6 separate regions of the Homo sapiens genome follow, and regions 2, 3, 4, 5 and 6 are each linked to region 1. Evidence: read pairs that join two places in POLR2A ChIA-PET (ENCODE). Cell type or tissue: HepG2. All regions are shown on one strand. Region 1 has its middle 56 kb from the start of PTP4A1. Region 2 holds the start of LOC124901228 (translation initiation factor IF-2-like). Region 3 has its middle 72 kb from the start of LGSN. Region 4 has its middle 120 kb from the start of PTP4A1. Region 5 has its middle 110 kb from the start of PTP4A1. Region 6 overlaps LOC124901228 (translation initiation factor IF-2-like).

Region 1 (4,000 bases):
CTCCTTTGTTTGCCCTGGGGATGTCCAAAATGATAATTTTTTAGTTAATCAATTATAAAATTTATTCTTGCCTTTTCTGCCAGGACCTCAAGATACCTAAGCTGTTAGTTTAGGTACAAGTAACAAGAAAAGTAAATACAAGCAAGAGAATTGATGTTATGCTTATTAGGGAAAGCAAAATAGCAATCTAAGATGTGCTCTGGCAGCAATAAAGTTATGGAAAAGGTGGCACAAATATTTTCCATAGTAAAGGGATAGTCTAGAAACCTACTGAGATTTTTTTTTTTTTTTTTTTTGGAGACGGAGTCTCACTGTGTTGCCCAGGCTGGAGTGCGATATGGTACTATCTGGGCTCACAGCAACCTCCGCCTCCCGGGTTTAAGCAATTCTCTTGCCTTAGCTTCCTGAGTAGCTGGGATTACAGGCGCCTGCCACCACACCTGGCTAATTTTGTATTTTTAGTAGAGATGGGGTTTCACCATGCTGGCCAGGCTCGTCTTGAACTCCTGACCTCAGGTGATCCACTTGCCTGGACTCCCAAAGTGTTGGGATTGCAGGCGTGAGCCACCAAGCTTGGCCCTACTGAGATTTTATGTGTCAATGGATTCTTTTAAAAACTATTGGGTTGCGCTAGTAGAGACATTTTTGACATGATTTTGGACATAGTCTGTGTTTGGAAGCAGAGGAAGGCTGCTCCTTAATTTTTAATTCTCCATCAGTGTCTGTGATACATATTGTGGAATTATAGATCATTATTGACAATTTCTGATATAAAAGTCATATATATGTGTGTGTATGTGATTGTGTGTGTGCATGTGTGTGTGTGTTGATAGATAGTGAAGGTCCTTGTTTTGAGTTTTTAGAGTGTATTTCCCTTTACAAAATTGTTTCTTTTGTTCATAGTGCTATTGTTGTTAATTGAGGTTATCATCAGGAGATCTTTCACCATTTAAATGGTTTCACTTTACGGGGCATCATGTGTGCATACCTTTATTTTCCATTTTAAATTTCTTTTTAAAATTCAGAGTCCTTCAGACTAAGAACATTAGGCAACACTTGGTGTAAGAAAATATGTGGTTACCATGGGGATTAGGAGCTATTCCAGGTCTGTTTGACCTCTTTTCTTTATTGCAGGTAATTTATTCTAATACATCAAAAATTGCTTCTCAGGAGAAACTCTATTCTTTGATAGGCACCCTTATAGTTCTTTAATGCCACTGGTCTGAAAGGTAAGACTTTCCAGATATATTTTATTTTTCTGAATAGTTAGACCATAATATTATCCTTGTTTAATAATAATATAATAGTAATAATAAGCATGATGTATTGCACACTTACTATGTAGCTAGCACATAATCTCATTTAATTCTTAAAACCTTTCTTTGTGGTAGTATTATTAATTAGAATTAGGTTTGGCAGACAGAGAAATAAATATCCCAAAACAATGGCTTCGGTCAATGGTTTATTTCTCTTGCCTATTCAAGAAATCCAGAAGAGTCAGTTTGGGGTTGATATGATACGGTGGCAGAGACTCAATCTCTTTCTGTCTAATACCTCTGGCACATATAGCTTCCAATTCCAAGGTCACCTCATCCACAGAGGAAACTGTTGGAGCTTCTGCCTTCATGTCCATATTCTAGCTGTAGGAAGAAGGAAGAGGAAGTCCTACCCCTTTCTTTAAGAATACTTCCCAGAAGTAGCACATGCCATTGCCACATATATCCCAAAACTCAGATGGCCACACCTAGTTGTAAAAGAGATTTTTTTCCACTCACCTGTGTGTCCTGCTAAGAACTAAGATTCTGTTGCTTTGAAAGATGAGAAGAATGAGTATTAAGAGACAGCCAGCAGTATGCCATGTTTGAGTGCCCTCATGCCCAACTTACAAATGGAAAAATTGAGTCATAAGAAGTTAAATGGACTTACTAAGAGCTCACAGCTGGTGGAGTCAAGATTCAAAGCTAGATCATTCAAACTTCAGAGCTCTCAAGCACTACTTTGAAGTGCTTCTACCGTAAAACAGTTGTTTGACTTTATTCATCTCTTCTGCTAAATTAGTCTAAAGAAAACATTTCTGGACTAAGTTGCCAGGTCAATCTGTTGAAACAATGGAATCCTTTATTTTCCCAAGCATTCTTGGCAAAGGGCACAGTACTGGTATCAACTTGTGCAATGAAGCCTTTACTTTTGCTGACCTTTTGGATAGGTGGATTCAAAAAATTTAGTGACAGGTTTAGAGAATTGCCTGGTGTACAGATTAAAGTCTTATTTTCAATCTTCTACTTGCTTAGGGTTGCAACAGGTTTTAACTTCATTAAAATATGCTTTGCTGTTCTATTGATGGTTTAGATTTTCAACAAGGTAATAAAGGGACACAGTTTTCAATAGAGCCAATAAGAATAAATAAAAATAAATGATTTACTGTAGGAAAAATCCAGTAAATTATGATCATTTTTCTACTGAAAATTTTTCAAGATAAATGATAGCACATCTTAGAATAAATCAGACTATGTTACTTCTAAGTTATTTGGAAAGTATTACATTTAGATGGTTAACTTGTAATTCTTTAATATCTTACTTGTGTAAAAATCTAAATCATATAACACATTATGAACTAGGCCTCCCTTCCTTTCCCTTTCCTTTCTTCCTTCCATTTCACAAAGCCTAATTTGTTGTTCTTTTCCTTAGGTTCGTTTTTGTTTAGATTCTTCTCTCTTCCTAGCTCACAAGGGTTTTTAATCATTCTCATGCCTGACTAGCTCTTTGCTTTCTAGCACCGAGGGAGAAAATGAGAATATGAATTAATAAATCAATAAAAAAGTAAATACCATGCTTTATACATGTCAACTCAAGATTGCTATGTTGCTTACAATTTTCAACATTTTAAATAACTTCTGTAAATTTATCAATATTTTTTAGAGGCCAGGTGGGGTGGCTCACGCCTATAATCTCAGCACTTTGGGAGGCTGAGGCAGGCAGGTCTCCTGAGGTCAGAAGTTTGAGACCAATCTGGCCAACATGGTGAAACCCCATCCCTACTAAAAATACAAAATTAGTTGGACATGGTGGTGGGTGCCTGTAATCCCAGCTACACGGGAAGCTGAGGCAGGAGAATTGCTTGAGCCTGGGAGGCGGAGGTTGCAGTGAGCTGAGATCTCACCATTGCACGCTAGCCTGGGTGACAAAGCGAAATTCTGTCTCAAAACAAACAAACAAACAAACAAACAAACAAAAAAACTTTTTAGAAAGGTGATTAAGATAAATGATATATATCAGTTGCTCAAGCCAGGCATGGTGATGCTTGCCTGTAGTCCTGGCTACTCAGGAGGCTGAGGCAGGAGGATGGTTTGAGGGCAGGAGTTCAAGGTTGCAGTAAGCTATGATCATGCCACTGTACTCCAGCCTTGGTGACAGAGTAATACCTTGTCTCAAAAAACAAACAAGCAAGGCTCGGCACAGTGGCTCATGCCTGTAATTCTAGCACTTTGGGAGGTCAAGGTAGGAGGTACCCTTTCATCCAGGAGTTTGAGACCAGCCTGGGCAACATGGTGAGACCCTGTCACTACATAAAATAAAAAAAAAATTAGCTTGGTGTGGTGCCTGGTGCCTGGGGTCCCAGCTACTAGGAAGGCTGAAGTGGGAGGATCACTGGAGCCCAGGAGGTTGAGGCTGTAGTGAGCTGTGATTGCACCACTGTACTCTAGGTGACTGAGCAAGACCCAGACAAACAAACAAACAAAAAGCACTTGTTCAACAGAAGTTCTTTACTTAACAAACCACAACAACACTGGGGACATAGAGTGGTTAATGACAAGGTTTAATGATTTGAGGGTTTGCTTAGAAGTCAATAGACATTTCATTGTTGTGACAACTTACAGAAAAGTCACTTCCAAATGAAAAAATATATGATAAAACGTCAAAGAGGGCTGGGTGCGGTGGCTCATGCCCGTAATTCCAGCACTTCGGGAGGCCGAGGTGGGCGGACACTTGGGGTCAGGAG
Region 2 (4,000 bases), 58 kb before region 1:
CAAAGAAACTGAAGTCTACTTCAATATACTCCACTTGAAATTCTCAGTGCTTTGAGTATGAAGTTGTAAGTAATGATAAGTGAAATGAACCTCCTAACAAGAAGCAGCAATTCTTCAATCCAGTAATACTGAGGCCAACAGAAAAGAAGTGCACTGAGGTTTACCCCATCCAGGTCAGAACTCTTGTAAAATGCTCTGTGGATTTCAATTCAACACTTCTGTGTCCAGGATAACCACTCTTATGGGGGCTTCTTGGTGGAGCAGTAATCAGTTTCTACAGTTCACTTGTCTGCATAGAGGTCGTGCTGTGCCTGGCAGTAATCTCCACTGCCCTTCAGAAACTCCATAAATGTGTGACCAAGAACACCACAGAATTGCTGTTTAAAAGAAAAAGACAGAAAGAGAGAATAAGTTATTTTCCAATTCAAAAGAAATACATTAGGGTTTTACACTATTTAAGTACACAACTATTTTTCTAAAGCAGGGCCTGAGCCGCTTCATCGACTTTTACTTGAATTGCAAAACTCAAGGGGTGAGTACAGATTAAATCAATCAGCATAAAACAAGCAGTCAGATAGATTAAACTGAAATCCATGATCTATTACCAAGATTCCTCAGAAAAAAAAACCAAACCCATTGTTACATTTTTGTGAAATTCATATATATATTCATATATATTCTATCTAGTTATATTCTCTGTATATATACTATCTATATATAATATATAATTATATGATTCTAATAATTATCCCTTTCGATAGTTGTTTTCTTTACATTGTAATTACATACACTTTATGTTGATTTTTCCAACTAACAAAAACATTTTTACACATTAATACAAACTCCAGATAACTCTGAAGTTATTAGTCTTGCATAATTTACTTAACTCATAAACTGAAACATCTAAGTTCTTTTCCAACTTTATGCTTTTATATCCTTTTCTTAGACTGATTTAAGTCCTATATTTAGAATCTCACTTTATCCTTAACAATCTGTTATCATTCCCATTAAACTGAAGACGAGGAAAATGAGTCTCTGAAAATCAACTTGTTATGTGAAATATCATAAGAATGTATGCTTATGAATCTAAAAAGGAAACAACTCTCATTTATAACTGTAAAGAAAATATTCATAATTTTAATAATGTTCTTTTGTATTTTAAAACCAAAATTTCACATATACAACTCAAAACTGAAATCCAACTCAGAGAAGGCGGACAAAGGGATGTTGAAGGTGGAAGTGGCAGGTCTCAAAAGCAAGGTAACTACTGTAACCAATAAATATAAACAAATATGAATGTATTTATATTTTCTCTAAGTTCCCCCTTAAGAACTAAACCATTTTTATGCCAATATCAAACATTAAACCAATAGTCACAGCATATTTTTAAAATATGTACATGGAAGACACTGATGTTAATAATCAGTCTTCTTCCAAATAGTTTATAAGGTACTTGTGTACTCGGGAGTAAAGAGGGCACTAAGGAAAGTATTAATAACAGGTTAACAAGAGCAGTAATTCATAGTCACTGCCTCAAGCACTTCATGTGTACTCTCATTACCAAAGTGTTTTAACAAAAGGTTCCATTAGTTTCCATGCTTAAATTTAAGCATTTGAAGTCTTAAAATTAAAATTCAAACGATCTGCTCCCATTTCCATTTTACACCTTTAAATAGTCCCATGCTAGTTATAGTTTCTAGAACTTTGCTAAATTTTGAAGAATAATTCTTATGATGATTACTGCAGAAAACATCAAGTCAAAAACCCAGTCTACTTTTCTGGTAAAACATACAACTAGCATTAACAATCATTTATCAAAAGGTCCCATAAAAAAGGTAACTTTCATTATCACAAGTTTGTTCAAACAAGCCCTCAGAGGTTACTTCACCTAGTTGGTCAGCTGGGTTAAAAAATTAAGTGTCTAAATTACAAAGCCATCACAGTTACAGTGAATACAGATTGTAGTAATCTGAAAATAATTTCATTATACTTTCACCCCAAATTCTAAATACAACCTCCGTAGAATAAAAAGTGTATTCTGACACTTTCCCAATGACATACAATGATCTTTAAAAGCTTTATAATGACTCATCACAGTATTCTAATTTCTAGGTATTACCTTTTTTTCAATTAAAAGCTAATTTGAGGCAGTATTTCACACCACTATTTCCATATTTAATAGCTAAAACTCCTGTCGGCTACAACCTAGTCTGGCCATATCCCTTCATGTAAGTAAGCACTTTCATCAGGAAGCAGAGAAAGAACTATATTAAGAATTCCCTTCCTGAAATGGTTATTTTTACTGAGTGGAGCCACCTAGTGGATGGGGGGACTCGTCTGTTAAAGCAGTGGTGGCCACCGATAGATTTCTGTTCCGCCCAAGACACTCCTCCATTCCCAATCTCCTACCCACAGGAAAAACTATCCATAATGGGGATTTTTTCCCTCCCACCTATCAGTTGCATTATAATCACAATCATATACAAGAAGGGAGAGGAGGAAAGAGTAATCTCTGTGCAGAAGCTTAAATCATTATTATACTGCAGAGTCAAGCCAATTAATGTGTGTAACTCCTTTGTCACAAACAATTCGTTGTATAGTCTGTTCCACATCTATTTAGGTCTTAGGGCACCTAAGAAAGCATGTGTAAAATGCTGCTCACTCTTGGGAATGATTTAGTTTTCTAGTTTTCAACTGACTGAGTAACAGGAAGCACTGCCTCAGGATCTAGATGTCGGGCAGGTCAACAGTTCCAATCGTAGTGTAAATAACTTAATACTCGTGGACTGGTAGGGGGCTCCGCGGACAGAAGATAAAAAACCCTCAGAATTCCGTCTCTGGTTGGCTACTGCTGCCACAAACCAACAGGAGGCAACAACATATTACACCACAGAGCTCAGGGATAGTTCTAAACAGTCCCCGATTAAAAGGCGCCATCCAGGGCCCTTCCAAAATTGGCAGGGGAAATGTATGCTGGTGCCCGGACGGGAAGTCCTTCGCGTCAGTGTAACTAACAGTAGCCCTGTCAGTTTCCAAGACGCTCCGAACCAGGCCATTTCTCGACGACTGGCCCAGAGAAAGGACAAGACTAGACTTGTTCCCATTATCACGAGCCCGAGGTGGGGCGATAAATCCGGAACAGCTCGAATTACCAGGTGGAGCCTGGGAGGAGGGCGGGGCGGACGGCCGAAGTTCTCACCTAGCAGAACCCCACTCTGGCCCGGGCAGGGGTGCAGCTCGCGGAATGCCCCAGAGGGCCGCCGCCCCGCGCACGCGGCTGTGTGCGCCCGAGCACGCCCGCTGCGCCCCCTCTCCGCGCCGCAATCACGGGTTCGCGCCGCGCCTTCAGTCAGGCGCGGGCGCCGAGGCCATTTTGTCTGAGGCTCGGGTCCCGGCCGTCGAGCACAAGAGTGTAGCTGCACCCAGTGGCTGTCCCGCGCCCACCCCGGAGCTCCGAGAAGCTCTGGAACCAGATCGTTACCACCCGTGCCTGGCTGTCCGGCCTACCCCACGCCCGCCCGGATCTGGAGGCGAACCCGCCACCGCCGCGCCCTCCCCGTATCCGGCTCCGCAGTGACACGCGCAGCCCTCGCCCCACCCCGGGCCACGTCTCCCGCTCCCAGTGCAGCCACTCTCCTCCGGCCGAACAAAGAGGCCCCGGGACGCCGCGGAGCCTGCCATGCCCGGACGGGTCGCGCCAGACCAAAGGGCCAAGGGCGGAGGCGGCGGTCACAAAGCGGCTTTTGTGCCACCCACCCGGCCCGCTGCGGAAGCCGAAACTGCCCCCGGCCGCCGCAGAAGCCGGACCGCGCCGCCCCCGTCGCTCCGGGCTCGGGAGGGACTCAAAAGCCGGTGCCTCCGGCGGCCAACCGCCACCCCGCAGCCCCGAGGGGCCCGGCATCTGCCTCCGCACAGCCGGCCGCAATCGGCCGGCCACAGGGCCATAACCCGCCCGCTCCCACCCGGGACCCACCGGAACCGCAACCCGGGGCAACCTGGA
Region 3 (4,000 bases), 120 kb after region 1:
GACACACATGAGGAGTTTAAGAGCGAAGGTTTAATAGGCAGAAGAAAAGAAAGTAAAACAGCTCTGCCTCTTGAGAGAGAGGGGACTTCTGAGAAGAAAGACCTGCCAGCAGTGGATGGGCCAGATTTTATAGTCAGGTTTGAGGAGGCAGTGTTTGATTTACATAGGGCTCACAAATTGGTTCGATCAGGTATGATGTTTTCATAGTGCTTGTGGTAAGACTGGTTGCCCCACCCTAATCTTATTGTGCAAATGGGCTTTCCAGTTAACCAGCGCCATCTTGTCTGCTCCTTACTGTACAGAAGAAGGGAAGATGGGCCAGGCGCGGTGGCTCACGCCTGTAATCCTAGCACTTTGGGAGGCTGAGGTGGGTAGATCACTTGAGGTCAGGAGTTCGAGACCAGCCTGACCAACATGGTGAAACCCTGTCTCTACTAAAAATACAAAAAAATTAGCCGGGCTTTGTGGCACACACCTGTAATCTCACCTACAGGTTGGGGAGGAGAGGCTGAGGCAGGAGAATAGCTTGAACCCAGGAGATAGAGGTTGCAGTGTGCCAAGATCCAGCTATTGCACTCCAGCCTGGGCGACAGAGTGAGACTCCATCTTGGCTGGGCGCGGTGGCTCAGCCTGTAATCCTAGCACTTTGGGAGGCCGAGGTGGGTGTATCACGAGGTCAGGAGATCGAGACCATCCTGGCTAATGCGGTGAAACCCCGTCTCTACTAAAAATACAAAAAAATTAGCCGGGCGTGGTGGTGGGCGCCTGTAGTCCCAGCTACTCGGGAGGCTGAGGTAGGAGAATGGCGTGAACCCGGGAGGCGGAGCTTGCAGTGAGCAGAGATTGCGCCACTGCACTCCAGCCTGGGCGACAGAGCAAGACTCCATATCAAAAAAAAAAAAAAAAAAAAAAAGAAGAAGAAGATGGAGCCACCATCTTGAACATGATTGGCACAACTGCCAATCAATGTCTGCAGCTCGGTTTTACAGACTGCTCTTCATTAGAAAGAAAAATAATTTGGGGTTGCTTTTCATTAAAAGGAAAACCTTACCGAGGACTTCCATATCCTCATTATCTGCCTAAGTAATTTCTTCTTAATTCCTTTATCAATTTTACCCAGCCCCTATTCAAGATGGAGTCACTCTGGTTCAAAGGCCTCTAACACCAGCGTTCAGATGAGCTGCTACTCCTCCGGAGGCAATTTGAAGTTGAGGGTCTGTGGCGCATGGGCACCCACCTGTTCCTGGCTGCTGGGTAGGTAGGTTTCCGCCTCCATCTATGCTTCTCCTGAAGCTTCTGCACCAGTAGTTCCAGTCCCACAGCCAGGAGTAGGGTGGCCAGGATGGATTAGTCCACATGATAGCAGTGATGCCCCCTGAGACAGGGTCCCTTTGGAGCTGGAGCTGGTGGGCATGATAGTGCTGCTCTCATTTACAGAAGGGGCCCCTGCTGTGGAGGTTTGTCTCAAGGCTGGGCCTAAGCAGGCCTGCAGCAGAGGCAGGCCCAGGGCCAGGAGCAGCCCTAGGCCAGGGTTTGCCATGGGCTGGGTGTCTGGTTGGCAGCACTGAGGAAGGGGCTTCTAGCACTGCGCCCCTCCTACTTCATATCAGTACATGAGTACCTGAGAGGCACCTGGCCTGGGCGTCTTTGACCTCTCTCAGATTTCTGGTCCATGCCCCTCCTCTTTTATAATCTTATGGGACCACTGTTTTATATGTGGTCCATTGTTGACCAGAATGTTTTTATACAGTACATGACTATAATTACTTGGAATTTTGGGGTGGAGGATGAAACCAGTGTTGTTGTTTTGTAATTTTTAAAAATAAACTTTCATATCATTGATTCCTTAAAAGAAGACTTATACTGGAGAGGAGACCAAGTTGCTCTGTGCGTCAACCCATGCTCATTGTCCTTCCATGTCCAAAGACCTCTTCTATGAAAGACAGCTGAGTGTTTCTCTGCTCCTAGGGCCCTTATGCTTTACATCATGTGACTTCTGCTTTTCTGGACCAGCAATGACTTAGTTCAAGGATTAACCTTTGAGACAGAGATAGCTAAAAGCCTCGCTATCAGCCCATGAAGTGTAACTGAACTCTGCCCAGCAAGAATGGTCAATATTGGATGTTGACTAACCGTAAAGCAGATCTCCCTTGGGAATTTGGAGGGAAACTTAAGTGAGCAGGAACTAGAGACACATTGAGGCTTCAGAAATCACAAGACAGTAAAAGCTAACACAGACCTTGAGGTGGAGAGAAGGCAAGTGGAGAGAACAGTGTTGGAGGATACAGAGGTACAAGCAGAGACTGAAATCAACCCACTTACAAGTTGGGAATCCTTGTCAGAAAAAGCAACAGAAGTTTACAGATGCATGGATCTTTGCAGATGTTGCTGTTGAGTGTAAGAGCTGCTATCAGTCCTCTACATTGTGTATTCTGAATGAGCTACAGTTCCAGCTGCTGGCTGAGTAGTTGCTAAGACACAACCTCTTGGTTCTTACTTCCCTTCCATATCTTTAGACCTACACCAACTAAGATAACTTGAAAATGTCATGTTTTTCTCAAACCCAAATAGGATTGACTGCTAAGGACATTTATACATTGCAAATAAATTATTTAATAGCAAATTTGTCTCCATTATCATATTTTTTAAAAACGAGATTTTAAATAATGCTAAATGAGTCTTACCTGTGTACATATTCTATTAGAGCTATTTGAGATCTGATAATACTTAGTAATTCTATTTGTCTATTTAACAGAAGCAATCAATTTATTTCAGATTACCTTTTATCCAAAGAGAAGGTAAAAGTATGCATCCTTTCCAATGGAACTTGTTATAATTCAAATAATTGAAAGTGAATGGAGAGAGATAAGAAAGTTAAGGATATTATCTGAACTAATTCAATTCCAATTTTCTTTTCTTTTTTTTTTTTTTTTTTGAGATGGAGTCTTGCTCTGTCGCCCAGGCTGGAGTGCAGTGGCGTGATCTCGGCTCACTGCAGGCTCCGTCCCCCGGGGTTCACGCCATTCTCCTGCCTCAGCCTCCCGAGTAGCTGGGACTACAGGCACCCGCCACCTCGCCCGGCTACTTTTTTTTTGTATTTTTAGTAGAGACGGGGTTTCACCGTGTTAGCCAGGATGGTCTCGATCTCCTGACCTCGTGATCCGCCCGCCTCGGCCTCCCAAAGTGCTGGGATTACAGGCGTGAGCCACCGCGCCTGGCCGATTCCAATTTTCAATAAAACAAATTCAATTCCTGTGTAACAATCTCCTCCCTGTTGATAAAAAAAAATCTGACAATGAAGTGGTGAATTTGGCAATAGGTCATGCATTCTAAGAAAATAATAGTTGATCAAAATTTGTGGAATCCGGCTGGCACAATGGCTCAAACCTGTAATCCCAGCACTTTGGGAGGCCAAGGCAGGTGGATCACCTGAGGTTAGGAGTTTGAGACCAGCCTGGCCAACATGGTGAAAACCCATCTCTACTAACGATACAAAAATTAGCCAGTAGTGGTGGTGCATGTCTTTAATCCCAGCTACTTGGGAGGCTGAGGCACAAGAATCGCTTGACCCTGGAAGAAGGAGGTTGCAGTGAGACAAGATTGCGCCACTGCACTCCAGCCTGGGTGACAGAGCGAGACTCTGCCTCAAAAAAAAAAAAAAAAAAAAAAAAAAAAAGAAAGAAAGAAAGAAAGTGTCCAAATACTTCAGCTGTAGAATTATTCTTTATACAGTTTCTGAGACCATTAGAGTCTTTTCTCTTCATTTTCTACATCTCCCTACTTAGCATTCACAAAAGGTGTGTTTTCTTTAGGCTTAGATTAGACCTAGAAAATTTTCTCTCACCATTTTTTTTTGTGGGGGATGGGGGAGGAAGAGAAAAAGGAGATAAACTTTGAAGCATGTACATTAATGCACTTAATGTCTGGAGCACAATGACTAAATTATTTTTAGTGTAAAAAATAATTTAAAATGACTGCATTTTATGATCTCTATTTCTGT
Region 4 (4,000 bases), 64 kb after region 1:
AAAAAAAAGAAAAAGAAAAAAAGAAAACGTAGGGCCAGGCGCGGTGGCTCACGCCTGTAATCCCAGCACTTCGGGAGGCTGAGGCAGATGGATCACGAGGTCAAGAGTTCAAGAACAGCTTGGCCAAAATGGTGAAACCCCATCTCTACTGAAAATACAAAAATTAGCCGGGGATGGTGGCGGGCGCCTGTAATCTCAGCTACTTGGGAAGCTGAGGCAGAGAACTGCTTGAACCCGGGAGGCGGAGGTTGCAGTGAGCTGAGATCACGCCACTGCACTCCAGCCCTTGTGACAGAACAGGACTCTGTCTCAAAAAAAAAAAAAAAAAAAAGAAAATGTAAAAACTTCTAGTATAGAGCTGGCCTCAAGCCTCTTATCTGTTAACGACTAAATTACTAGTTTACTTAAGCTGAAATTAGTCAACTGGGAATCAAAAAAGAACTGGGGTTTAATATTGATGTCCATAGAAATGTGGTAAGAATTTATTTTTTCTCCAGTACCTATCCAAGGAAATTAAAAGTGTTTCAATCTGTATTTAAACTTCCCTCATGCAAAATGCTAATAGCCTTACTGTGGTCCCATAACGGTGACAGGAAAAAACACACATTATTTTGAGTATTTAATTTACATTAGATGGTAAATGAATAAAAAAGACACTAAAAATATTAAAATCTGAACATATTTGAGAAGTAGCATCAGGAGAACACTAAAAGCTCTGGAAACAGGCTGAATGGAGAGGCAGCAAGGGGCAGTATTGAATGCTCTGTATCAGTTTTCCTACATGTAAATTGGGGATAATAACTGTACCTAGTTTATTGAATTGTTTTGAGGATTAATTATAATGACGGCCGGGCGCGGTGGCTCACGCCTGTAATCCTAGCACTTTGGGAGGCCGAGGCAGGTGGATCACGAGGTCAGGAGACCGAGACCATCTTGGCTGACACAGTGAAACCCTGTCTCTACTAAACAAAATACAAAAAATTAGCCGGGCGTGGTGGCGGGCGCCTGTAGTTCCAGCTACTTGGGAGGCTGAGGCAGGAGAATGGTGTGAACCCGGGAGGCGGAGCTTGCAGTGAGCCGAGATCCCGCCACTGCACTCCAGCCTGGGCAACAGAGCGAGACTCTGTCTCAAAAAAAGAAAAAATTATAATGACAGATGTTTGTTCAAAGTAAAAGAACAGAAAACAATATACCATGCAAACAAAAAAAAAAGCAGGGTGGTTCTATTAAAATCAGAGTTGACATTATGATAAAAAATATTACCAGGGGTAATGAAGAACATTACATTACAATAAAGGGATCAGTTGAAGAAGACCTGGCAATCCTAAGTGTATATGCACTAAAAACAGAGCTCCTAAATACCTGAAGTAAAACACTTAGAGAACTGAAAGGAGAAATATATAAATCTACAATTGTAGTTGTATATATCAACTCTTTTTTTTAGTAACTAATAGAACACATAGAGAGAAAATTAGAAAGGACATAGAAGACAACCAACATGATCTGTTTATTTATAGAAAACTCCATGTAACAGCAGCAGAGTACATATTCTTTTCAAGTGCAAATGTAACATTCACCAAGATAGACCATATTCCAGGCCATACAAATCTCATTAAACTTAACTGAATTGAGATAAAATAATACAATGTATGTTCTCTGGCCAAAAGAAAATAGAAATAGAAATTAATTACAGAAAGATATATTAAAAATCTCCAAATATTAAAAAACTAAACACTATGCTTTTAATAAAATACGAGTCAAAGAAGATACCATAGTTAAAATTATAAAATATTTTGAATGAAACCAAATGAAAACAAAACCTATTAGGATTTGTTAGTGTGACCCAAACAGCACTTGGTTGGAAAGTTATAACATTAAATGCATATATTCAAAAAGAAGAAAGTTCTCACATTAATGATCCAAGCTTCAATCTTAACATACTAGAAAAAAAGGGGCAAATTAAGGCTAAAGTAGGCATAAAGAAGAAAGTAATAAAAATAAGAGATGAAATCAATAAGATAGAAAGCAGAAAAAAGAAGAAAAAAAATGGAATGCAACACTACTTCTTTGCAAAGATCAATACAACTGATAAACTTGTAGCCAGACTGACAGAAAAGAGAGAGACAGAGAGAGAGAGAGAGAGAGAGAAAGATAACATACCAATATTAGGAATAAAATCGGGGACATCATTACATTTCCTACAAATACTTAAAAAAAATAAATATATTATGAATTTTTTTCAATATATTTGAAAACAGATGAGCTTTGCAAATTCCTTTGAAGTCACAAACTACCAGAGTTTACTCAAGAAGAGACAGAAAATCTGAATAGCCTAATAAAATCCATAAAAGTCACAGTGAAAAATTTTTCTGCAAAGAAACCCCAGGTTGCTGGGTGTGGTGGCTCATGCCTGTAATCCCAGCAACTCCAGAGGCTGAGGCAGGAGTATTGCTTCAGCCCACGAGCTTGAGGTTGCAGTGAGCTATGATTGCGCCACTGTACTCCAGTCTAGGTGACAGAGGACAATCCTGTCTCTAAAATAAAGAATAATAAACAAACAAACGAAAAACCAACAAAGAAAACTCCAGGCTCAGACAGTTTGGTGAAACCTACCAAACATTTGATTTAAAGAAAAAATACTAATTCTCCACAAACTCTTCCGGAAAATAAAAAAGGAGAGATCATGTCCCAACTCACTTTATGGGACCAGCATTACTCTAATGAAGACCTTAAAAAAAAAAAAAAAAGACAAGAAAACAAAATTCTAATATTTCTCATAAACAAAGATGCAAAAATTCTTAACAGAGTATTTTTTTCCTTCTAATCAATGGAATCCAAACTATTACAGAATTAAATTCAGTGATATATAAAAAGTAATAGATCATGTCCAAGTGAGTTTATTCTAGGAATTTAAATTTAGTTTAAAAATTTTAAATCCATCAAAATAATACACATCAACAGACGAAAAATTGTGTGACCATCTCAATTGATGCATAAGATATATGTATGCATTTTTTATGTTACTTTTTTCTTTTTTTTTAATTAATTTTTATTTTACATTCAGAGGTACATATGCAGGTTTGTTACATAGGTAAACTTGTGTCATGGGGGTTTGTTGTACAGATTATTTCATCACCCAGTTATTAAGCCTTGTACCCATTAGTTATTTTTCCTGATCCTCTCCCTCCTCCTACCCTCCACCCTCTAATAGGCCCCAGTTTGTGTTGTTCCCCTCTGTGTTTCCATGTGTTCTCATCATTTAACTCCCACTTACAAGTGAGAGCTACAACTATGTGGTATTTGGTTTTCTGTTCCTGCATTAGTTTGCTAAGGATAATGGCCTCTAGCTCCACCCATGCCCCTGCAAAGGACATGATCTCATTCTTTTATACAGCTGCATAGTGTTCCATGTTGTATATGTACCACATTTTCTCTACCCAGTCTATCTTTGATGGGCATTTATGTTGAATTAATGTCTTCTTTGCTATTGTGAATAGTGCTGCAATGAATATACACATGTATGTGTCTTTATAATAGAATGATTTATATTCCTTTGAGTGTATATCCAGTAATGGAATTGCTGGGTCCAATGGTATTTCTATTTTTAGATCTTTGAGGAATCATCACACTGTCTTCCACAATGGTTGAACTAATTTACACTCCCACCAACAGTGTATGATTTTTTTCATTTAGCTGTCTTTTTTTCATTTAGCTGTTTTTTAATCTTAAATTTATTTTAATCAATGAAAACATTTAAAATAGTATTACTAGACATAAAAAAGGAGTGCCCTGTCCCTTTTGATTTTTGCTTTCTTGAAAACCATTACAGCCGGGTGTGGTGGCTCACACCTGTAATCCTAGCACTTTGGGAGGCCAAGGCCAGGGGGATTGTCTGAGCTCAGGAATTCGAGACCAGCCTGGGCAACATGGCGAAACCTTATCTCTACCAAAAATACAAAAAATTGGCCAGGTGTGATGGCGTGCACCTGCAGTCCCAGCT
Region 5 (4,000 bases), 58 kb after region 1:
AGCTAAAAATAAGTGAATGAAGGTCAGAAGTAGAAGGGTAATAAAAGCTAGGGAATGGGGCCGGGTGTGGTGGCTCATGCCTGTAATCCCAGGACTTTGGGAGGCTGAGGCAGGTGAATCACGAGGTCAGGAGTTCGAGACCAGGCTGGCCAGCATGTTGAAACTCCGTCTCTACTAAAAATACAAAAAAAAAAAAAAAAAAAAAAAAAAAAAAAGGGAATGAAATCTTCCATTTAAGGCAGATTTGAAAGACTAGGATTTTGATGTGGAAAAGGCCCAGAAGGAGATATGAGCAAAGTTTGTTGCACAATGAAGGGTGTGGACATGGAGCACGTGAAGTTGGTCATCAAATTCCTAGGAAACTTTAGCATTATTAGGTGATCAGAAAAGGTTCTTTTTAAAATTTATTTTTATTTTTTGAGATGGAGTTTTGCTCTTGTCACCCAGGCTGGAGTGTAATGGCATGATGCACCTCCTGGGTTCAAGCGATTCTCCTTCCTCAGCCTCCTGAGTAGCTGGAATTACAGGAACCCACAACCACGCCTGGCTAATTTTTGTATTTTTAGTAGAGACAGGGTTTCATCATGTTGGTCAGGCTGTTCTCGAACTCCTGACCTCCAGTGATCTGCCTGCCTAGGCCTCCAGTAAAGCTTAAAAAAGATTACTACTGAATAAGTGAAAGGAAGTTCTACTTCAAAACATGGGCAATATACATATAGACTTCATCCTGAAAGAATGAATAGATTTGTTGGGGGCGGCGGGGGTGGGTATGGTGGCTCACACCTTTAATTCTAGCATTTTGGGAGGCGGAGGTTGGAGGATTGCTTGAGGGCAGGAGTTCAAGACCAACTTAGTCAACATAGTGAGATCCTATAATGAATAGATTGAAAATTTAAACAGAAAATTTAAAATTCAAAAAAGTACAATAATTAATTTATAATATACTTCAGTAGACATGTAAGCTTGTGGCGTATTTTCCAAAGCTTTTTGTATTAATGCATGGAAAACCATTAATATGGTCTCTCCTAGTTCATAGACAGAATTGGAGTATTCAGTTAAACGGCATAAAAAAAATCTTTTGAGAGAACCAAAATGGTTTGACATTTTACCTTCAAACCCTGATTTCTGACTTCCATTTTAGGCCAGCTTTAAGGAACAATGCCTATAATTAATGGAAACATTGTTGACATTTTGAATTATAATTGTTAATAATACAACAATAGACTTGGTCTTTCAGGTAAAATCTTATGTAAAGGAAAACACTCTAAAGCAAGTCATAAGCATCTTAGTCTGAGAGCAACTTGCTGAATAATTCTCGACATGGTATTTTCATCTATGAATAAACAAAGGGTTTCACATAGCATTATTACAAACTTTACATAATGGTAACAAAAAACTGAGCCTAATTTGTCTCTTCCAGTAAAAGTATTTGAGAAATTTTCCATTGCCCAATACCTTCCCATGATGGAAAATACACTGCATGGAAGGTATGTGTAAATATTTGATTCGTGTTTTACTGATTTCAGTGTCACAACCTAGCAATCATTAACACTTCGAAAAACATACACCTGGTTAGTTGTTTCCAAAGTACATTCTCTCTCTGAAGGCTTTTCAGACTCCTAGAATTAGAGAGGTCCCTAGCGAGAACCCAGTCTAATCTTTTAATGTCATAGGCAATGAAACCAAGACCGAGAATGTTTGGGTAACTTTCACACAGTCCTCCAACCTTAGCTGGGTCCTAGGACCGAGATCTTCAGGCTTTCAACTCAGTTCTTTTTTTAACATAAGTGCAGAATTACTGTTTACCCTTTGTTCTGAAGGAAGGTATATATAAACACGGTAACAATGTCATAGTTGTAGAAACTGAAGTGAAAAAAATCTAGAAAATTATAGGCACAGCATTTGTTTCCAACGCTAATATATATGGTCACTTTATAAAATGAAAGGCTAGCCGGGCCCGATGGCTTATGCCTGCAATTCCAGCACTTTGGGAGGCCGAGGTGGGTGGATCACCTGAGGTCGGGAATTCGAGACCAGCCTGACTAACATGGAGAGACCCCGTCTATACTAAAAATACAAAATTAGCCGGGCGTGGGGGCACATGCCTGTAATCCCAGCTACTCGGGAGGCTGAGGCAGGAGAATCGCTTGAACCCCAGAGGTGGAGGCTGCAGTGAGCTGAGATAGTGCCATTGCACTCCAGCCTGGGTAACAAGAGGGAAACTCTGTCTAAAAATAAATAAATAAATAAATAAAAATAAAAATAAATGAAATTATAATCACTGGAGAAAGAATTGTGAAAATAATAGCTTGACCTTGTGCTACTATGACATTAAATAAAGGTTTCCAACCTAGTGCCTTGTAGATGGTAAATATGTGAAAGTATTAGTTAAATCTGATTTGAATTTATTTTAATTAATTAATTAATTTATTTATTTGAAATGGAGTCTCACTTTGTAGCCCAGGCTCGAGTGCAGTGGTGCAATCTCAGCTCACTGCAACCTGTGCCTCTTGGCTTCAAGTGATTCTCCTGCCTCAGCCTCCTGAGTAACTGGGATTACAGGCACCCACTACCATGTCTGGCTAATTTTTTGTATTTTTAGGAGAGACGGGCTTTCACCACATTGGCCACGCTGGTCTTGGACTCCTGACTTCAAGTAATCTGCCTGCCTCGGCCTCCCAAAGTTCTGGAATTACAGGCGTAAGCCACCATGCCCGGCCTGATTTGAATTTAAAAACCTAAATTCCAGATAGAAAAATACCTGGATTATTGGATTGCCAGACTATATTTTAATTTAATTTATTATTTTTTGAGACAGGGTCTGGTTTTGTTGCCCAGGCTGGAGTGCAGTGGTGCAATCTTGGCTCACTGCAGCCTCCACCTCCTGGGTTAAAGTGATTCTTGTGCCTCAGCCTCCCGAGTAGCTGGGACTACAGGCATGTGCCACCACGACTGGCTAAATTTTGTATTTTTATTAGAGATGGGGTTTCACCATGTTGGCCAGGCTGGTCTCGAACTCCTGACCTCAAGTGATCCACCCGCCTCGGACTCCCAAAGTGGTGGATTACGGGTGTGAGCCACCACGCCCGGTCCAAACTATATTTTTAGAAAGTAGAAATATATCTACAAGATGACAAAATAACAGTATGAAAGAAAATCAGTCAAACCAATATTTGGTGTAGTGTGGACTAAGCAACCACTTGTTAGGCATTTAAAATATCAATGGTCTCTAAATGATGAGGGTGAGAATGAGGGGAATGCTCCAGGTGAGCAGCATTCCTTAATGAGGTCAAGCATTTTGACTTTTGAATAAGGTTGTTTTCTCCATATTAAGGTGGAGAAGCAGTACAATGAAATGGGTAGAGGTTCAGGAACTCTGAACTGTTTTGTTGGAAACTTTTGCTCAGGGTAAAGCCTACAGAATTCCTTGAGTAACTCATTCAGAGAAGCCTGCAACAATGTGCTTGGAGCCTGATCTAGTGGCAAAGAATTTCTTCCCTTCTCTGCTTTCTTCCCTTCTCTGCTTTGATGAAGGGGGTGCTATAAAATGGCTCCTAAGCCTCTTGTTCTTTGGCCAGTGCCAGAATTTTCAGTCTGTTAGGAACAGAGGCTACGTCTGGTGACAGACCCATAGCCCAAGCTCTAAGGAGCTGCTGCAGAATGAGGAGGCTCTATTGAGTATGAGGGGCAGTGTGGTATATTCCAGGGAGCACAACTTACAGGTTTACTCTCTTCTGTGACATGAACTAATAACTGTCAACCTGAACAAAAAAACTGAGGCAAACAAGAAGATCGTTTGTGTGGTGGCTCATGGCTGTAATCCCAGTACTTTGGGAGGCTGAGGGGCGCTTGAGTCTAGGAGTTTGAGACCAGTCTGGGCAACATAGGCAGACCCTCGTCTCTACCAAAAAAAAAAAAAAAGTATATATATATATATATATATATATATATATATATATATATGTATATTTCTGCCAAGTTTGAGGTCTGCAACCTGGGA
Region 6 (4,000 bases), 49 kb before region 1:
GAAGAACAAAACCTGGTTGACAGCACATCTGTTTAGCATGGCTCACTAAATATTTTAAGTCCACTGTTGAGACCTACTGATAAAACGTGATTTATTTAAAAATACTATTGCTCCTTGACAATGCACATGGTCACTGAAATGCTCTGATGGAGATGTACAAGGAGAGTAATATTGTTTTCATGCCTTCTAACACAGCATCCATTCTGCAACCCATGGATCAAGGAATAATTTTGACTTTCAGGTTTTAATATTTAACAAGTACATTTCATAAGGTTATAAATTGCTGTAGATGGTGATTCCTCTGATGGATCTAAGCAAAGTAAACCAAAAACATTCTGGAAAGGATTCTAGATGCCATTAAGAACATTCATGAGAGGAGGTAAAAGTATCAGCATGAACAGGAGTTTGAAAGAAGTTAACTCCAACTCTCATGGATGACCTTGAGGGCGTTCAAGACTTCAGTGGAGGAAATCACTACAAATATGGTGAAAATAGCAAGACAATTGGAGTTAGAAACAGAGTCTGAAGAGTTGACTAAATCGCTGCAATTTTATGATCAAACTTGAATGAATGAGGAGTTGCTTCTTATGAAGGAGAAAAGAGAGTGGTTTCTTGAGATAGAATCTACTGCTGGTGAAGATGCCGTAAGCATTGTTGAAATGATAAAGGATTTAGAATATCACATAAACTTAGCTGATAAAGCAGTGGGTGAGTTTTAAGAGGACTGATTGCAACTTTGAAAGGAGTTCTCTTGTGTGTAAAATACTATCAAACAGCACTGCCTGCTACAGAGAAATTTTTTGTGGAGTCATCAATGCAGCAAACTCCATTGTCTTATTTCAAGAAATTGCCACAGCCACCTTAACCTTCAGCAACTACCTCCCTGATCAGTCAGCTGCCATCATCACTGAGGCAGGATTCTCCAACAGCAAAGATTATGACTTGCTGAAGGCTCAGATGACTGTTAGCATTTTTTAGCAAAAGTATTTTTAAATTAAGGTATTCTAGGGTACCCGTTTTCCCCACTTCCTTTCTGTGTCTTGACCAAAATCACAGTGACCCAGCCAGCTGTAGCCATAGGTTTTCCTCAGCTGGCTTGAACCCAAACCAGCTTGAACATTCCCAGGCACTGATAATAATGTCTTGGTTTACTGGAAAGAAACTGACCCCGACCCTGAGCCGAATTCCTTAAATTTTCATGTAAACTCCATCCCCTCACCCCCTGGCTACAGACTAATGTGGGTAAAACATCCCTTTTCTCTTGCTGTCCATCACAATAATACATTGCAACACCCTGCAAGTTCCTTTAATAAATGTTTTGGACTGATCACTCTGGCATTTAGAGCTGCTTTCTTTGAAATCTCAAACCAGCCCTGTCTTCAAATGGTTTGGGGTACTCTGTTGTACGAATTCTCCTGCTGCTGCTTTTAAGGCAACTCCAGCTATGGGTTCAGTGGGACAAAACAGGTATGTACATTTTTTAGACATAGTGCTATGCACATTTAACAGACAACAATGTAGTGTAAATGGGAAACCAAAAAATGCATGTGGCTTCCTTTATTGTAATACCTGTTTTATTGTGGTGGTCTGGAGCTGAACTTGCAATATCTCCAAGGTATGCCTATGCTTAAATCTCTATGAACATATAATTTGCAGTGCTTAAATATTGTTCAAAACTAAAACATGCTCTATATTAAAAAGTGACTTAATTTTCTTCCTTAAGACATTGATTTAAAGATTTATCAAAAGTCTTTTGAGTAAGTTTTGATGAATAATCAAAATGCTGTAGCAGAGCTACATCCTAATTTCTGTGGGAAATTTAGACACAGAAATTTCCAATGAGCAAATAAGCTTGTCACAACAAGCCTTTTAAGGAATCTGGCCTAAGGACAAAGTCCAAAGGCCAATAGCTGCCTGTGGGCTACTGTGTTTTGTTGAGTCAGACATATAGAAACAGTCACCCACCTAGGAGGGTACTACAGATGTAAATATTTATATTAATAAATGAATCCTGCTGGATCAGAAGTAACATCTTATCAAGTCATCATATCAAACCATTTGAGGTAATATTTTCTCTGTAAAATTGATTAAGGCAGTTTTGAACAACTTTTTTTTTTAAAGTCTATTTTAAGAAACAATTCTCTTGAATCGATCTCTATTATGCCCATTCTCTGTCCCTTTTTCATGTCTAATTGTAATCAATTTAAATATAAACCTGAAAGTTGTCTAGGTAGTCTCCAAATCAAATGAGAATGTGTATTCACATTAGTAACTCTGCCGCTTAATATAGTATTTACTTCTGTAGGAGCTTAGTGTGTGTATTAAGATGTGACAGATACCGCCTGGGCAACACAGTCAGACCCTGTCTCTACAAAAAAAAAAAAATTATCTGGGCATGATGGTGCATTCCTGTAGTTGTAGCTCCCTCGGAGGTTGAGGTGGGAGGATTGCTTGAGCCCAGGAGTTGTTAGGGCTGCAGTGAGCTGTGATCATGCCACTGCACTCCATCTGGGGCAACAGACCAAAGACCCTCTCTCTCAAGGAAAAACAAAAAAGAAATGATGGACAGATTGATTAGTAAGAGAATACTTTTCATTTGCATGCTGAAAGGCACCATTTCCTTGGGGCACTGAATAAAGGACTTATTATGAATCTATCCATAACTCATGACTGTTTTGCCTACTGGTACCTGGAGGAATCTAGTTTGAGAAGACTCTTCTTATTTTAGCAAATTTGGTGAAATTTCTGTTGCTGTTCTATAGCCTGAATAAAAATCATTTGGGAATTGAAAATCAGGAAGGCCACAGTCTCCATGTGATTGTTTAGAACATGTTGAATTATGCCACAGTCTGAACTGAGGCAAAAATAGCTTAGGAAAGGAGAATTTAATCTGGCTAGAGAAAGGGAATGGAGTATAAATAAATTTTAAAGGTTGGATATGCATGCTATGGCAAAGCTGTCACTTGACAGGTTTAATTTACAGAGTTGGCATTTAGGCTGCAGATAATCCAGACAGACAGTGACCTAAGCAGCATTACTGGGGCAGGCCTTACATAAGGAGAAATGTTGTTGAACAATTTCCTGCAAGCATAATAACATTTATTTAACAAAAGCTACAACAGTCATGCTTTTTTCTTATCCTAACACAGTTGCTTTTTAACTAGGGATGTTCAACAAACGTTGCTATCTTCGTGTATTTCTATAGTTCCATTCATGGCTGGAAGATACTGAACATAAGAGAAAATGAGTATAGAAGCCTTTTGAAATTTCTCTCTTTTTTTTTTTTTTTGAGACAGAGTCTCGCTCTGTCACCCAGGCTGGAGTGCAATGGTGCAATCTTGGTTAACTGCAACCTCCGTCTCCCGGGTTCAAGTGATTCTCCTGCCTCAGCCTCCCAAGCAGCTAGGATTACCAGGCACCTGCCACCACACCCGGCTAATTTTTGTATTTTTAGTAGAGATGGGGTTTCTGCATGTTGGCCAGGCTGGTCTCGAACTCCTGACCTCAAATGATCCGCCTGCCTTGGCCTCCCAAAGTGCTGGGATTACAGGCGTGAGCCACCATTAAATATAGTTGTCCTATAATGTATTTCTTTAATCCTCAGACATATTAATGCACATAGTAAATACTCAACCACTATTTATTTGCATACTATCATATTACTTTCCCACATAAAATTCTATTAGGGCATCCTATTCCCAGTTTTTCTAAGTTTTCTTTGCAGGGTTCTTAGTCTCTCAATCCCGTTAACAATGGTGTTCACTGGAGTTTTGTCCTAGGGCCTCCTGGACTCACTTTCCACTTTCCTTGGGGTTTTCACCTACATCCATAGCTGTGGCTGTCAACCTTCCCTCCTTCCCCAACACATATGTGTTAAATGCCTAGCATATGCCAGGCACTCTGCTATCTTATGAATAACATAAACATGTTTTCTGCCCCAATGAAATTTATATACAGGTGAGAAAAGAGAGAAAATAACAAGTAAATAAGCATAGAATAT

The links. ChIA-PET counts read pairs that join two places held together with the same protein. Peaks named below come from ENCODE experiments on the same cell type or tissue, not always from the same donor. Only the 100,000 strongest peaks of a DNase experiment are listed, where the experiment ranks them.
Region 2: POLR2A ChIA-PET joins it to region 1 with 41 read pairs; 12 of 35 experiments call an interaction of 5 or more read pairs at or near these places.
Region 3: POLR2A ChIA-PET joins it to region 1 with 13 read pairs; 2 of 35 experiments call an interaction of 5 or more read pairs at or near these places.
Region 4: POLR2A ChIA-PET joins it to region 1 with 14 read pairs; 5 of 35 experiments call an interaction of 5 or more read pairs at or near these places.
Region 5: POLR2A ChIA-PET joins it to region 1 with 38 read pairs; 5 of 35 experiments call an interaction of 5 or more read pairs at or near these places.
Region 6: POLR2A ChIA-PET joins it to region 1 with 21 read pairs; 12 of 35 experiments call an interaction of 5 or more read pairs at or near these places.

What each region holds. Positions count from the first base shown.
Region 1 is chr6:63,514,451-63,518,450 of GRCh38, reverse strand. It overlaps a transcript of LGSN not described here and a transcript of PTP4A1 not described here. Among named protein-coding and RNA genes, the nearest start is that of PTP4A1, 56 kb to the left of the region's middle. In HepG2, no CTCF peak of the experiment used is centred here; DNase peaks (open chromatin) are centred at 2,090, 3,430 and 3,710; H3K4me3 peaks cover 1,563 bases.
Region 2 is chr6:63,572,813-63,576,812 of GRCh38, reverse strand. It overlaps PTP4A1 (protein tyrosine phosphatase 4A1), which reads right to left. Exons shown (of 6, transcript NM_003463.5): 2 at 1-377. It overlaps LOC124901228 (translation initiation factor IF-2-like), which reads left to right and starts at 3,245. Exons shown (of 2, transcript XM_047419610.1): 1 at 3,245-3,281; 2 at 3,383-4,000. The coding sequence starts at 3,245. It overlaps LOC128125822, which reads right to left. Exons shown (of 2, transcript NM_001415059.2): 2 at 1-377. The coding sequence ends at 282. It also overlaps a transcript of LGSN not described here. RefSeq lists enhancers at 2,402-3,137, 2,832-3,201, 3,138-3,873, 3,874-4,000 and a silencer at 3,742-3,871. In HepG2, CTCF peaks have their summits at 2,326 (motif pointing left) and 2,881; DNase peaks (open chromatin) are centred at 2,332 and 3,052; H3K4me3 peaks cover 4,000 bases.
Region 3 is chr6:63,389,795-63,393,794 of GRCh38, reverse strand. It overlaps a transcript of LGSN not described here. Among named protein-coding and RNA genes, the nearest start is that of LGSN, 72 kb to the right of the region's middle. In HepG2, no CTCF peak of the experiment used is centred here; a DNase peak (open chromatin) is centred at 2,074.
Region 4 is chr6:63,450,802-63,454,801 of GRCh38, reverse strand. It overlaps a transcript of LGSN not described here. Among named protein-coding and RNA genes, the nearest start is that of PTP4A1, 120 kb to the left of the region's middle. In HepG2, no CTCF peak of the experiment used is centred here; a DNase peak (open chromatin) is centred at 2,471.
Region 5 is chr6:63,456,316-63,460,315 of GRCh38, reverse strand. It overlaps a transcript of LGSN not described here. Among named protein-coding and RNA genes, the nearest start is that of PTP4A1, 110 kb to the left of the region's middle. RefSeq lists a cis regulatory region at 1,538-1,551 and enhancers at 1,472-1,616, 1,295-1,794. In HepG2, no CTCF peak of the experiment used is centred here; a DNase peak (open chromatin) is centred at 1,505; H3K4me3 peaks cover 426 bases.
Region 6 is chr6:63,563,565-63,567,564 of GRCh38, reverse strand. LOC124901228 (translation initiation factor IF-2-like) reads left to right here. Exons shown (of 2, transcript XM_047419610.1): 2 at 1-1,330. It also overlaps a transcript of LGSN not described here and a transcript of PTP4A1 not described here. Among named protein-coding and RNA genes, the nearest start is that of PTP4A1, 6.9 kb to the left of the region's middle. In HepG2, no CTCF peak of the experiment used is centred here; DNase peaks (open chromatin) are centred at 1,894, 2,364 and 3,144; H3K4me3 peaks cover 1,350 bases.